Regions from separate parts of the Mus musculus genome. Here region 2 is linked to region 1. A link is a loop called in an ENCODE intact Hi-C map of the cell type or tissue named here. Cell type or tissue: left cerebral cortex. All regions are shown on one strand. Links, peaks and the distances in the headings refer to the core of each region. The heading gives the core; the rest is flanking DNA. Region 1 overlaps Lpp (LIM domain containing preferred translocation partner in lipoma). Region 2 has its middle 19 kb from the start of A230028O05Rik.

Region 1 (7,537 bases), core at 1,398-6,397:
ATGTTGCCTTTCCTTCTTATTGTAGATAGGAACTCAAGACTAAATAGAGGAAAGTGTCTGTTAAAAAATAATCTACAGTAAACCATTCAAGTTAGTTAAATGCAGTACTTCATAGGTGGCTCTACTTTTGGCCTTATAATCTTGTACCCAAGATTATGAGATTAAAGATAAAACTTCTTTAAATGAATTTCACTGCCAGTCTCCCCATCTTCTTTTTAGTACATTGGCACAGCAGCACGACTGCCTACAGTTGGTATGTTTACACGTATAATATGTGGATTTTTAGAACACACGGCTATACTGTCGTTCTCTAACACAGTACGAAAAACAAAATGGAAGCTTGCAAAGTACTGCCCTTTATGTTGTTCTCGGGATATTTTCAGGACCACAGTTGGGGGAATTGATCATACAAAGAAACTGATATGTAGCATTTGTATAATTAGATAGACCCTGGAGTACACACTAAATTGTTACCAACTGTGTATGCTGGGATAGTTGAACATAGCCACGGTGGTCATGGGCTCCTTTTAATTTTAGGGGGGTTCTCATCTCTGAGTCTTTTCAGATCGTGGGGCAAGATGGTAACTTCCTTGTTGAATTCCTTATGTCTTTTATCCTAACTTTAAATGGAAATTTTACTCTCCTCCCTCATGTTAGTTTGGGTTGCTAGTCTCAGCACCAGTCTTCACTATGGGGGTCTGTGAGAAGGGTTTATTACAGCCTTGCTTTGATGTGCTGCTAAATGCATAAAACCTAGAAAGTTACCCTGGACCTTTTCAGGGCGAAAGAGCAAACACGGTGATTCATGGCATTTCAGTTTTTCCTATTTTTGTTTTGTTTTGTAGTTGTTTGGGTTTTGGTTTTAGCAAGGGTACTCTTAGAACGCATCTACATTTATTGAAACAACTGTGAACTTAAAACTCTTAATTTTTTAAATCAACTCAGCATTTTACAAATGTTGTCATTAGTCCTTAGACAGGGAAGAGGCAGAGAAAGAAAAGAGTGGGGAAGAAGAGATGAGGGAAAGAAAGGAGAAATCGATGAGTCATTGGTTCAAGCTCTAGCTGTGTGAAGCAGTTAACATGTTGCAATATTTCTGAGGCTGTCAGTATCTTCTGTTTTGGATTCTGTGCAAGTGATCTTTGTGTCAAAAGATTGATTTTCTTGTCATTAGGTATAGAAACGTTAGCAGAGCTCACATAAAGGAAACTGATGAATAAGTCTAGTCTGTTGTTTTCCAGCAAATAGTTTTGGTATCTAAGGCTACAGAGCTTCTCACTGAGAGGGGATGCCCTGTGGAGGTAAGATGCACGCATGCCTGGTTTCCACCTCATGGCTCCAGTGTCCCACAGCCTTCTGAGATTTGTAGTAAGCTGGGATGATCTGTAGCTGATGCTTCGTGTATATTCTTTGACCTTCATGACTTTGATTGATGCTGGAGTAGAGCATCAGTGATGGTTGTCATTTGCACAAGCCCCTTTCTATGCCAGGGTGGCCACAAACGTTTAGTATTTCTTAGCACTCAAAACAGTGTGACTTTCTAAAAATGTAAGATTTCCAGACAATCTAAAGCATGGAGTTTTAACATGAAAAATCAGAGGGGTTCGGATAATTCACTTAAGTTTATTGTTTTCCAATTACTCTTAACTGAAAAAAAAATTTTTAGTAAAAGTTGTGATTTCCTTGCTAAACATTCTTAACATCATTTTGCTAATAAATATACTTAGGAAAAAGTCTTGAAGTACAGTTTAACTTGATAACACGAGCTATTTTTTAAGAAGCGAGCAATTATAAATTTTGTATTTTAGGGAAATTTTGAATTTATAGAATAATTACATAATTTGTGTAACTATTTTAGCACGACCTGACCCATCCTAACCGAAATTAATGTTTTAGCAGAAATGTAGTCATTTGCATTTATGTTCTTCAAGAGTTCATCATTTCATTCATTCATCCAGACATTCCATCCCAGAACAAACTCTTATCACCTCTACCAAGAAGTAGCAAATTTATTCATAAGTATATAATAAGCTAAGTGTGCTAGCTCAAGAAGCTTAGAAACTAATGTTAGTAATCGTTAACATTTCTATAATGTTTTATAATTTATTAAACAAATACTATGTCTATCTCCTACTCAAATTCTTACTTCTCTATGCTCACTCCATCTCATTCAGTCTAGTCACTGGTTGAGTATTTTATTATCCACACCCCGTTTCCTTACAGGAGAGAATCTTGAAGAACAAGAAAGTCTTATACAACATTGTTCATGATCATGTTCAGGGACTTAGAAGGTGCCTTACAGAAGTACAGATTAGTGGAGAAAGCACAGGCCGTTAAGTGTTTCCTGGCTATGCAAGCCTAGCTAAGACACAAAACACAGTATTTCCTTTCTTGGGCAATAGATCATGTTGTATAGGGCTCTTTAGGATGACGATTTCTGAACAAGGAAGGTAGAAAGGGTGTGCTCAAATGGACCTGCCATTTGACACCCATATATTTTTGGGAGGCCACTATGAACCAGTCACTCGTCTAGAACCTGAGACCAAGATTGATTAATACATAGTCTGAATGCTTACATGCTAATTGTCCGACATTGGGAGGTGACAAGGAAATAGTGCCTGATACTTTGACAATGTTTTCAAACATCTCTCCAGTCCTCATCCTGCCCATCCCTCCATATTAGAGAAACCTTACCTAAGAATTAGCCATAAGAGCTATGTTATATCCCTTCTGTGGCTGTGTGCACACAGAGAAGGCATCCATGTAAGTTGTCATCCCTAGAGCTTCCTTTACATTCTTTGAAATTAGGGCACATGCCCTCGTTTGTGAATGAACACAAAGGCAGTTTTGTACTGGTTATATAAGGTTTGTTTAAAATCTATGAGTTAGTAGTTAGAGTCAGAGGCTACCAAGCCCTCTCCATTCACATAAGCAAGTGAATATTCCCTGAGATTAGAAGGGGAGAATGCAAACCCTGAACTCTTTAAGAGGTGTGTACATGTGCGGTTTTCTACACCTGCCCTGACAACAATTCTAATATTTATTAGGAGGCATGTATTCCAGAAGTGGAATCAGTGCCTCGAGAATTTAATGGAGCCAATCAGTAGAACTTTATGCTACAGTAAATATCCTTGCTGTCAGGCCGCAAGTAGCAGGTTCGATTCCCATCCTCCTCACCTCACACTTCTGGGTGTTAAGTGCCAACACACATATCACTCCTGGCCTGTCCACAGAGTCTGACTGAGTCCACCATGCTAATGAGATGTTTGGATGGCTATTGTACTCTTTCTTTGTTAATGGCCATGTAAAATCCATCCATGAATCTGAAAAAAAATATCTTAAAAATTGGTACAGTTCCTTTTCCAAAGAAAAGATAGACTTGTCTTGATGGAGTCTTGACGGCAGCAAATTGAGAGGAACTGAAAGCAAAACAGCCTACTCAAGGTTAGACAGTGACTGGAGTCATTTCATGCACTTAAACAATATTTAGGATGACCCTATGTAAACTCGTATTATCACTTAAAGCCGGTGTAAAAATATACCCCATCTGTTGTGCTAGGCCTGCTGTTGCTTGCCACATTTCTCTGACAAGCTGTTACCTCAGTATAGAGCGAGAGTATACATTTTGGAATCCGGAATTCGAGTTTGAAAAAAAAAAATGGTATCTGGTACATATGGACTAGATTCTGTTCTTCCAAATGTGGATTTGTAACCTCATTTATTCTTAAAGATGATGTGTTAAATTGGGGCTTTTTTTCTTTTTCTTTTTCTTTTCTTTGTTTTTTTTTTCTTTCCCCCCCAATATCCTGGGTTGTTGGTATTTGAGGGATTTTTAACTTTTTTTTTTCATTACCTGGAGCCTGGAGTTCTCATAATTTTATGCCTTTCACATGGACAATGTGCAATAAGAGATTGTTTAGTTTACATCTGTCACATGACACACAGAGTTGGTGCGAGGAGTTGTGAATAGCATAGCTGAGTTCCAAGCCACTCCATGTAGTCTGTTGTCTGTAGATTTGCAGGTATTAAAGACAGACTTAGGAAAGATAGTTTGTATAATTGCTTCTAAACAAGTGAATTTGAAGCTTAAGGACTCTAATTCCAGGCTTTCTAGTGGCATGGAAGCAGCCAAGAGATAATCTGCTTTCTTAGAGCATAAGAGGCAAGACTAGGGGTTATATCCTCAGGTGTCCTGTTTTCCTCTCTGCTGCATGGATCTGGGAATAGCACGTTTACCTCGGAATTGCAGGCTAGCACAGCAGTGCTGGATCACTGAGCAATTTGCTCTTGTTTCCAAGGGCCAGTCACCTTGCTTTCCTGCTGAAATACTACAAAATAACCAAAAGGTTTTTTAAAGAAAAGAAAAGAAAAGAAAAGAAGAGAAGAGAAGAGAAGAGAAGAGAAGAGAAGAGAAGAAAAGAAGAAAAGAAGAAAAGAAGAAAAGAAGAAAAGAACTGTGCAGGATCCTTCTTAAAATGTAGTGTTATAATTTCTCAAAATTTTTCTAAACTTAGGTTTTTTTGTTTCCTTATAGTTTGGCTTTTTTGTCCATTTTGTCATTTGTTGTTTTGTTTTTGTTAAATATAACCTAATAGCTTGCTCAAACGATGGCATTTTATTTATTATTGTATTCCACTATTATTCATTACGTGACTACTGTTTTCTAAAATTTGGGCTACAAGGTCTGCAGAAATGCAAACAGGAGTCCAGCAGAACATTCAAATAATGTCTATACAGTCAGTTGTGTGGAGACTTTAAGCATTAAGAAAATACTCAAATTAAAACCCATGTTGTTTATTTCTCCAGTCAAGAGACTTTTGTACTCTACTTTGACGTCTGTGGTCACTGTTATCCAAGGCTACTTCAGACTGGTATTTAGGGCCTAAACAAATCCCACACAAGCATTTTTGACACCAGCATCTCATGTTGAACCAGCCTCGCCTCTGCATTGGCACGCATGCTGCTTCCTCCTACCCATTATACATTTGCTATTGAATTGAACACATATGGTCAGTGCTAAAGCTTTGACCACAATCACATTTGAAGGTTCCACTAATTTTTGAATGTAGTTTCCTTATCACCAATTTAGATAACTAGAAATCTGGGGTAAGAAAATGTAGTTGAAGCTGTAAACTCCCCCATCTCCTGCCAGCAGCTTTTTGTCCTGGTCAGTGCTGTGATTAACACTGTCCCTTTGTGAGCCTCACTCCCTGGTGTTTTCTTCCATCCTCTTTTTGGCCTTGCTCTCATTGATGCTTCTTGGCAGTTGTGGGTTTCTAATCTAATGGGCCAATTGCAATTCCTTCCACAGCCTTCACATAAATTGTCTTTTTCCCACATACTTATTTATGCAGTTTAGCTCCTCCTACTTTGTCTCATCCACCCCTTAAGTCATTCCAGTTTTCCTCTGTTGGGTCAAGTACCACTGTAGCCCTTGTTTGCTACTTTGTGAGTTCTTCTTTATTCCACCTTTCTCTGTTCTTTTCCTTCTACCCTTTAACCCTCTAACACTAGATAATCGAGGAAAAAGGAAAGAGATCCCTGAATAAAGACAGCAGTCAGAAAAGGGGTGACGTTATCATTAGATTTTGCGGGTTGGGGCATCAAGTTCCTTGGGGCAAGTTTGATCTTTGCCTTCAAGATGTTACTTCTTCTTCTTCTTCTTCTTCTTCTTCTTCTTCTTCTTCTTCTTCTTCTTCTTTTTCTTCTTCTTCTTCTTCTTCCTACTTCTCCTCCTCCACTTCCTCTTCATCCTCCTAATTATTCTTATCCTTATCCTTCTCCTCCTTCCCCCTCCTCTTCCTTCCCCCTTCCCCTTCCCCTTCCTCCTTCCTTCCTTACTCCTCTTCTGCCTCTCTCCCTCCTCCTCCTTTCTTCTTTTCATACAACTACTTAACTACCACCAACAATCAACCAACCACCTCTCCCAGTCCTTGCATTTATCTACCCTCAGAAAAGTTCCCAGAATTCCAATCATCACATAATCACAGAAACTATCTGCAGGTAGCAAAATTACACCCCAGCTAGTGCATGAGACAAATTATAGTCATCTGCTGTGGGCAATCTGACACAGTGCCATATCCTCACCTCTGTGAGCAAAAATGAAACTCATTCTTATAATATTTCTGTGATGATGTGAAATCTCAGCTTTCTGCTCCAGTCACCATGCCTGATGTTTGTGGTCATCGCTCCTTGCCATGAGGGACTTCAGTCCCTCTGGATTCATAAGTCAAAATAAATGCCTTTTCATATGTGTGAAAGAAAGAGAGAAAGAAAGAAAGAGAGAAAGAAAGAAAAGAAAGAAACCAAAATTCCAAAATTTCACTACAGTACTACAGAACTGAAACAAGGCTTCTGCCTCCTTTATGGGACTTACTAAGTTTTGCTCTGACCTATGATCATATCTCAGCACATTATAATTGACTGTGTAGTAAAGGTAATGTTCATATTTACCTACAACTTATCTCTCTTTCCTAATAGATGTATAAGGAACAAGTTACTTTTGTTTAATGTTTCTTATCCCTTCACAAGTTCCATGAGTACCTTGACAATCACATTGAAATTTGTAAGAATTGACAGTAAATGAGGAATAATTATCAGTGTTGCCTTCAGTTAGTAGGGTTTCAATATTTATTGACATTTTTCTTTTGTTTTTGAGATTAGAATTTTATCATTTCTCCCTGTCCATTTCTCCTTCCAAAGACAACAATACTGTCTATGAAAAACATAAATTCAGTTCTGATCCTACAATAGAAAATTTATACATTGAAGTGATAAAGGAGAAAGATTGTTAGTTTCAGAATTATCCCATTGCCCTCTTTGCTTATGAAGTAGATTCTGAGACTTATTCTACCCATTTCTCTTATTGTATTTTGAAGTGTGACTGTTAAATAGCCATTGATTCATGTTGCATTGATACCCACAGGTGTATTTTTAATATTTTGCTGATATAGGGCCCAGTCTTCATAGAGGTATAGAAAGCTGCACGCCTGAATTCGCTGTAGTCCTTGCAGTCGCATTTGGATATCACACAGACTGATCATTTACTAGCAAATCCCAGCTCTGGAAATTACAGAATTTGCATTATTTGCTTCATTTGGGGGACATATAATTGAGGTATAAATTTTCTTCAGTGGTCTTAGTTAACACTGCCATACGGGAGATGAGAAGATATTCTTTACAATTGTTTATATACATGTACCTGCGAAGCCTCAATTCATCTTCATCTTCGCATTTTAAATGTTTTTCTGCTCATAGTTTAGGATTCAAGGGATGTAACAAGTCTGAAGTGTCTGTACACAAATTTCACTAGGGACTCAGAGGAGTGGAAACAAGGAAGCTATTCCAGAAGGCAGACTATGGGTTTATAATCTTCCATGATGCTAATAGACAGTTTCCCCAGTATTCCTTGTCGTAGCATTTGTCTTTCGTTTATGGATTGTTATAGCCATTATTATTATTTTAAATCACCAGATAGAGCATATATAGAGCAAGGGTGGCCATATCTACATTTACCCCCTCATGACTCAGCCCCCTG
Region 2 (7,537 bases), core at 931-5,930, 230 kb after region 1:
TCCTCATTTCCAAAGGGAAGTCAGCATCCCTTCTCATTGGCACTCAGTGGGTCCACAAAGGGAAGTCAGCATCCCTTCCCATTGGCACTTAGTGGGTCCATAAAGGGAAGTCAGCATCCCTTCTCATTGGCACTCAGTGGGTCCACAAAGGGAAGTCAGCATCCCTTCTCATTGGCACTCAGTGGGTCCACAAAGGGAAGTCAGCATCCCTTCCCATTGGCACTCAGTGGGTCCACAAAGGGAAGTCAGCATCCCTTCTCATTGGCACTCAGTGGGTCCACAAAGGGAAGTCAGCATCCCTTCTCATTGGCACTCAGTGGGTCCACAAAGGGAAGTCAGCATCCCTTCTCATTGGCACTCAGTGGGTCCACAAAGGGAAGTCAGCATCCCTTCCCATTGGCACTCAGTGGGTCCACAAAGGGAAGTCAGCATCCCTTCTCATTGGCACTCAGTGGGTCCACAAAGGGAAGTCAGCATTCCTTCTCATTGGCACTCAGTGAGTCCAAATTACTACACTCTACTTTCCACAAATCATGGCTGCTCTGTTGCTGATTTACTGTGTGGTTTGGAGAATTCTCATCCAGTCTCTTCTGATGCCTGCTCCTCCCTGCCTACCTCCTATGAGTACTGTGGAAGCAAATGTGATAATAATCAATAAGGGATGTTGCAGACTAAAAGCTATTTTTATGTTCTGCCCTTAAAGTAATAATAGTTATTTTAATATAATATTTACATGAATAATTATTGCTGTTTTTCTTATTGTCTCCTCACTATTATTAACATGGGAAGTTGCTATTTGCTTCCAAGAACCAGACAGCTGTCATTTATCAAGCAATTTACTTGCTGCATGGTAAAAACCAGGATGATCTCATAAAAAGTACATCTCTTCCATCAGGACCACAATAGCAGATTTTTATCCAATGTGAAAGTGTCTATTGGGACACAAAAGGGATGACCTAGTTCTGAGCTTTCCTCGGGTATGGTCTTATCACTCTCAGACAGAGGAGGAGCTGCCTCTGCCCAGCTGGTGACTGGGCCTACCAGGATCAGCTGTCAGATCTCCTGGTATCCCATCTGTAGCCCCTTTTTGATTTCATTGTCTGTCATACATAATTATGTGTCCCTCCTTTTTTGTTTGTTTTGTTTTGTTTCGTTCTGTTGACACAGGGTTTCTCTGTGTAGTCCTGTGCCGCAGACCTTCTGGGTCCCTGTGTCTGCGTGAAACGGGGTCTCTCGATGCAGGTGGGCAAAGCGTGGATGAATGACAGACAGACACACACACAGGAGAGTTCGTGTGGAATCTGAGTGTAATTTTACAACTCGAGCATCAGGCTTTTTATGCAGAGGACAATAAGGAAGTTGGGTGACATATTAGCAAGGTACAATTGAGGTAACTGGAATCTTACATAAAACAGAGGAATGTAAACACAAAAGGTCTAACGGGAACCACCCAGGATAGAATACATTGATAACAGCTGGGATCAACAAGGGCTCCACCTAAAATTCACTAATCTTAGAAGCCAGGGTCAAGGGCTTCGCGTCCTTGCCACAGTTCCTATTTTAGTCTCTTGTATAGTCCACCTTCCCCTTAGGCCATTGTAAATACGTGTGTATGGGTGTAACTCTGCTATAGTATCTATTCTAGTTTCTCCTTTGGTCTGAAACTTCCTTCTTTTTAAGTGATGGTAAATTCCTATGTAAGGGAGTGACTTAGCTTTTACAATCTTGCTGAATTCTAAACCCTTGATCTTGGTCAAGGATGCCCTTGGACTGTTGCAACACTGGTGGAAGGCTTAAGCCATGTCAGAATTCAATTTTAAAAAGCACTTATAATAGGAAAATATTGAAAGAGAGCACGTGGATCTATACACTAGACTAACGCGGGAATGGAACGCGGGAATGAAAAAATTACTGTATGGGTAGGGAACGCTAGACTCCAGGAGGAGAGCTTCCTTGAAACTCTTTTGCCTCATGAGTGACTTTTAAGCCTTTTGGCTTGTCCAGTTGACTCGACCGGAGAGCGTAGCAGTCCTGGTTGTCCTGTAGACAAGGTTGGCCTCGAACTCAGAGCTCTGCCTCCCTCTGCCTCCCAAGTGCTGGGATTAAAGGTGTGTACACCACCACCGCCCAGCTCTGTGCTTTTGACTTGGATGGTCTAAACAAACAGACCTTCTCAGACTCTAAGGAAGTAGATTCTGACTTTCAGAAGGACAACGACTTCCTTCTTTTGTTGTTAGTTCCTCAAAGTACTTTTGCTCCGACTTAATTACAAGTCCCAGGTGGACCTCCTTAATGGCTTCCATCTCCCTTGTTGATGAAGTACAATCAACAGAGATCCAGGGTTATTTGTAAATGCTGCAGCTTAGCAACAGGGGTTCTCTGTTATTCATGATTAGAAAATAGTTCAAAAGCTGGCCTGAACCTGTAGTTCTTTTTCCGGAATGAACAGGTACAGCAGCACTCACTGGCCAATTAATCTTGGGATAGGCAATGGGTATGGAGATGTGGATCTCAGCTCCATTGCATACTGCCGGAGGGACAGTTTCTCTTTTCTCTGTAAAATGGGCATATACAGATTTCTTTGCAGGGAATGTCATATTTATATACTAGTAACTAGAAAGTGCTATATACCAAGATTAGGTCATATTGAAAGATTCTACTGGAGGATTTTAGGGCTTGAAACAAGAAGGGTTATCTATTCACTTTTTGATATTGGCTGCCCCTACCAATGGCAGAGACAGGGATGGGTGGCAGCAGGAATTGTGGGAACAGTTGGGGCAAGTTATGCATTTGAAGTTAAAAGAGCTTACTCTAGTCAGACTGTCACTCAGTATTCCATGTATATATATATATATGGTATATATATATGGCATATATATATAGTATACAGTATTATATAATATTTAAATATGTTACTCAGTATTATAGCCACCCAAACACTCCCCTTTCCAGGCCTTTCCCAGCCTCTATTTGATGAGTTGATAAAGCCTCTGCTGCTAAAAGCAAGACTAACCAAATAAGTTTTAAAGCATGCCAGAACCATTAGAGTAGATGACTTTTAACATCCCCTCTGTTAAATGATAAAATAAGTTTCATTTAAAATGCTGAAGAAATTAACAGTTGCTAAGGAAAATGACATGTGAAGGTCAAGCCCTTGTCACTGAGTGGGGAAGGGATAGTGATAGTAGGAAACTAAGTTGGTCAACTCATGATCTAGAAGGGCCGTAGCAAGTGTCACACCCAGTGTGTTGAAGGACAGATGGAAACCTGGCTGTGAGCTCTGCATCTAACCTATGGCAAGACTGGGCCTTAATTTCCTCCTCACCAAACTGAAGGATGTCTGTACTTGATGTTTTTTGAAGCAGTTTCCACTTCAAAGCCGAGGAAGCTAACTTTGAGTGTAACTCCTAACAAGCCCTGGGCAAGAGGAATCAGGCCGGCCTCCCTGTGCGCTGAGAAGCGCCTGGTTGAAGCAGATGGAGTGTGTCTATCATGGCGGCTGCATAACCAGTCTGGTCACTTCAGATGTCTCTCCAATTAACACTCATGGAGGCGGCCAACTGCTCAAGCAGCAGAATGTGATGGTGGAGAAGACGGTGGGAATGCCTGGGCCCGATGCCACACCTATTATCTAAGCCTCCTGCCTGAGATGGGGGAGGAGTGGGAGGGGCCAGCCAGACTTCACAGAATGTGGGAGGTGGGAGGAGGGGCGGGCAAAAATGGGAGGTGAGATGCCTGCTCAGATTTCTTTAGCTGCGGAGTCCTAGAAAGTTAGAGATGGGAGCGCTCATTCAGTAACAGCCCTTACTACACACTTTTCATTTCCTCTTCTTCATTGCCATTATGCACAGGGTGCTGTCACCTCTTGCTCCTTGCTCCCTGAAGGATCTCCCTGCCTTCTCTTTTATTTTATCTTCCTTCTCAAAATCAGGTCGTACAAGACAGCCAGAATAAGATTTCTAAAATACGAACGTGGTCCCTTGGAGTAGTTCCTCCTCATTGTTTTTGAGAGGAAAAAATGTAAGCCCTAAAGCCCAACATGTTTCAACCTAAGAGTCGTGATCCTTTTGGAGGTCGAATGGTACCTAAATAGGGGTAGCCTAAGACCATAAGAAAATACACATATTTACATTACGATTCATAACAGTAGTACAATTACAGTTATGAAGTAGCAACAAAAATAACTTCATGATTGGGGATCACCACCCATAAGGGAGGACTGTATTAAAGAGTCACAGGATTAGGACGGTTGAGAATCGATAGTCTAGACGAACATACATGTTCCTAGGGAACACCACTTTGTGCCCCTTCTCTCAGCCCACATTTTGTAGTCATTGGGGGGACTCTTTCTGAAAATTCCCCAATTCCCTGCCTTCCATATTTCTTCTTCTGTGTTCCTTTTCTTCCTTGTCCAAGAAGTTCATGGCTTTTAAATCCTAATTTAGGTAAAAGCTCTCTTAGGAGCCCCTCTAGACCTGCACTTACCGGCCTCTGCTCCAAGACCTGCGGTGTAACCGCTACCAGAGCTTTCACCTTCTGAGTTGGTCCTTACAAGCCTCACCTTCGACACACTGGGATTTCGGGGGATGAGGGATTGTTCTGCTGCCGGAAGCAAGACTGATTTCGACAACAGATGTTTTAGCGATCTCCGGAATCATTTTCCGCCGAGGTATTCCACATTGCCTTCAGCTGAGACTTGGTCAAGGAAAGCTATGCATACAAACTACCTGAATGGAGGAGCCTTGTCTTTAAGCAGGCCTAGAAGGAGGAAGCGACTCGCTGGTGACCACAGAGAGGGAAGACCAGGGACTTGCACCCTTGACTCCCACACCAGCACCCCACACAGGTTTAGTAGTTTCAGCCAACTCTTTCCTGTCAGAAAGACGCACTCTATCGACAGGGGAATTGTGCAAGGGCAAAAGAAATCAGTTTCTCTGGTGTGCCAACTTCCCAAGCTTGTGAAATTCCTGGATTTGTGGATTGGGGAACTGAGAGACATGCCATGTGGAGTCGGCAATGGGCAAGTAGGCCTATCTGAGATGTACTGAGACTGGCAGCAGAAGGGCTTATTTAGGGAACAAAAATAAAATTATATATGATACTCTACCTCAGGTGGGTATGTTAGCTATGTGGGGTTTTTTGTATTATTATTGTTGTGTTTTAATTTTTTTTTTTTTTTTTTTTTTTTTTTTGGCCAGACGGTGGCCAACAGACTTCCAGAATATTCCTTGTTCAAGCACGTAGGAAATCCCTGCCTGTGTTGGTCTTGGGGAGGGAAGTTTGGCTATGAGCAATTTTTCCTGAAAAATCAAAACAGCTCTTCCAAGTGGGCCCTGCTTCCAGGGGCAGTGTGAAGCTGGGCATGCTTCCCTGTGCCTGAGTGTGAGCATGAAGGTATCCGGAGGAGGGAAGGGTGTCTGAAGGTCAGGCTGCTGGGAATCCAAACCTCCAAGCCTGATTTACAGCCCTGGGCCTCAGGTCTCCTCCCACTCAGCCCACAAAATCCCCCAATTTTCTTCTCTGTGAGCCAGCACTCTTCAGAGCTGGGAAATGAGATCTAAGCAGTGGCTTTTTTCTGGGCTTACGTACGCTATGGATTCTTCCCTGAGATGGTGGCAGAGAGGAAGGGAAGTGGTTCTTGAAAGTGTGGGCAGAACACTGGGGTGAGTCAGAAAACAGCAGCCAGCCTGCAACAGGCTGGAGACCATCCAGCCTCACGCTCTCCTTGGCTCCCTTTCTTTTTGATTTCCTCTCTTATTGTGACTTTCAAATAAAATCTTATAGGGAAACCCAACATACTAAACTTAACAACAGAACTGCTCCAAGCTACAGAGGATCAAGGATCAAGTTCTGCTTCTTTGTTCTTTCCCCGAGCATCTGCCAGGATGGAGCCTGTGTGTTCCCTGCCTGGATCTCTTGGCTTCATGGAACACAGCTGCATAGCTCTGCTGTGATCCAACACCAACATGTAAGACATGGGATGATTGATGCTCAGGAAGGTGGTGAGTCTCACTTAAAGTCACACAGGGAACTAGGGGGCCAGTTGGTGCACCTAGAGACCCCTGGCTTTCCTCTTCCTCCTCCTCTTCCTCCTCCCCTCCCTCCTCCTCTTCCTCCTTCTCCTTCTTCCTCTCTTTTTCTTCTTCCTCCTCCTCTCCCTCCTCTTCCTCTTCTTCTTCTAGTCGTCTGTATGGGATGCCATGTGGGCTCTGTAAAGACCTTAGGTTAAGCAATGAGTAAACCTCATTTTCAGTAAGGAAAAAGTCAGTGCTTCGAATTTCTAGGTTTATAGCTCCAAGAAATCAGCTCCTTCAGTCTGGCTGTTAGCCCAACTTCCATACCCCCAGGGAGTGGTTCTTCTCTTCAAACTTGGAGCCAGCAGTCCCCTTTCACTTCCTTGCACATATCATTTCTCCTGGGCTGGGCTTCTGCCTCCTTGTTGCTATAAAGTGAAACGAGAATGCATTTCTTTTTCTTTACCCTAGCAGGACTCGACCTGCCTCTGAGCCTGGCTCAGGTATGAAGATGTGCACCTACTCCTAGCTTTGTAAGCCAAGCTCTGCCTGAATCCCTATCCACTTGTTCCCAACTATGCTGACCACAAACGCTCTGCTTAGCACCCAGGACTTCACTAGCATGTTTCTCACACAGACTACCATCTCCATCTTTTGGCTACCCTTAACATTCCCCTGACAAGCCTTTCATGTCTACAAGTGTTTGAAGCAGTAGTGTGGAGATGGGAGGGGCTGGCTGCACTTGGCTGTTTCAGGCTCTCCAGTCTTTGTATTACAGCTATTCTAAGCCAATCCCACAGCCCTACGGAGCTGTGGTTTCCAACTGTGAGCTCCTAAACTCTGTGTCAGAAGAGCATCGCAGCGAAGATGTTCATCCAGTTCAGCAGAGGTCAGATGAGACTCTCAGGTTTGTTCTCATAGACTATAGCTGTCTAGTCAAGCCCAGTCATGCCACTGAGCTGAATCTTTTCCCTTTCCCTAAATGTTACAAGATCCATGGATTTTCTTTTCCCCCTCCCTCACCAAACCACTACTTACCCAGAATGCTCCAGGGCATCTCAAACTCTGAGACTTAAAAATCTATGCCTGATCGCTTTCTCTCCCTTTGTCTCTCTGTCTCTCTCTCTGTCTCTCTGTCTCTGTCTCTATTTTCCTGTCCCAAGACTATGGCTGTCACCCTGCTGACAGACAAATACAGTTCTAGAAAACTATTTTAGATATTCTCATCTGCCCTGCTGTGTCCAGCTGCCCCCTCAGAATACAGGTGTCAGAATTAGATCCTCTTGGCTGTTGCCAAAAACCAGGGAAAACCAAATACCTGTCCTCTGAAAGAGACTGGCATAAAAGAGGTCTGGGCAGTGGTCTCTGTATTTACCACATATGACAGTTTGGGATATAGATTCAAACGCTGACATTTCTACCTTGAAGACAACACTGGGACCAATATTCCCCATTCTCAACGCACTGCTTCTGAGAGCCTATATGATGCCCTTTCTTCTAAGACCCATCCTTGCCACAGACCA

Evidence for each region. Peaks named below come from ENCODE experiments on the same cell type or tissue, not always from the same donor. Only the 100,000 strongest peaks of a DNase experiment are listed, where the experiment ranks them.
Region 2: it touches region 1 in a loop (2.4-fold over the local background); 1 of 42 quality-filtered maps calls a loop at or near these places.

The regions. Positions count from the first base shown.
Region 1 is chr16:24,806,443-24,813,979 of GRCm38, forward strand. All of the region lies in intron 8 of Lpp (LIM domain containing preferred translocation partner in lipoma), which reads left to right. Among named protein-coding and RNA genes, the nearest start is that of Mir28a, 18 kb to the right of the region's middle. In left cerebral cortex, for the core only: no CTCF peak of the experiment used is centred there; a DNase peak (open chromatin) is centred at 3,554.
Region 2 is chr16:25,036,517-25,044,053 of GRCm38, forward strand. No RefSeq gene overlaps it. Among named protein-coding and RNA genes, the nearest start is that of A230028O05Rik, 19 kb to the right of the region's middle. In left cerebral cortex, for the core only: no CTCF peak of the experiment used is centred there; DNase peaks (open chromatin) are centred at 3,593 and 5,647.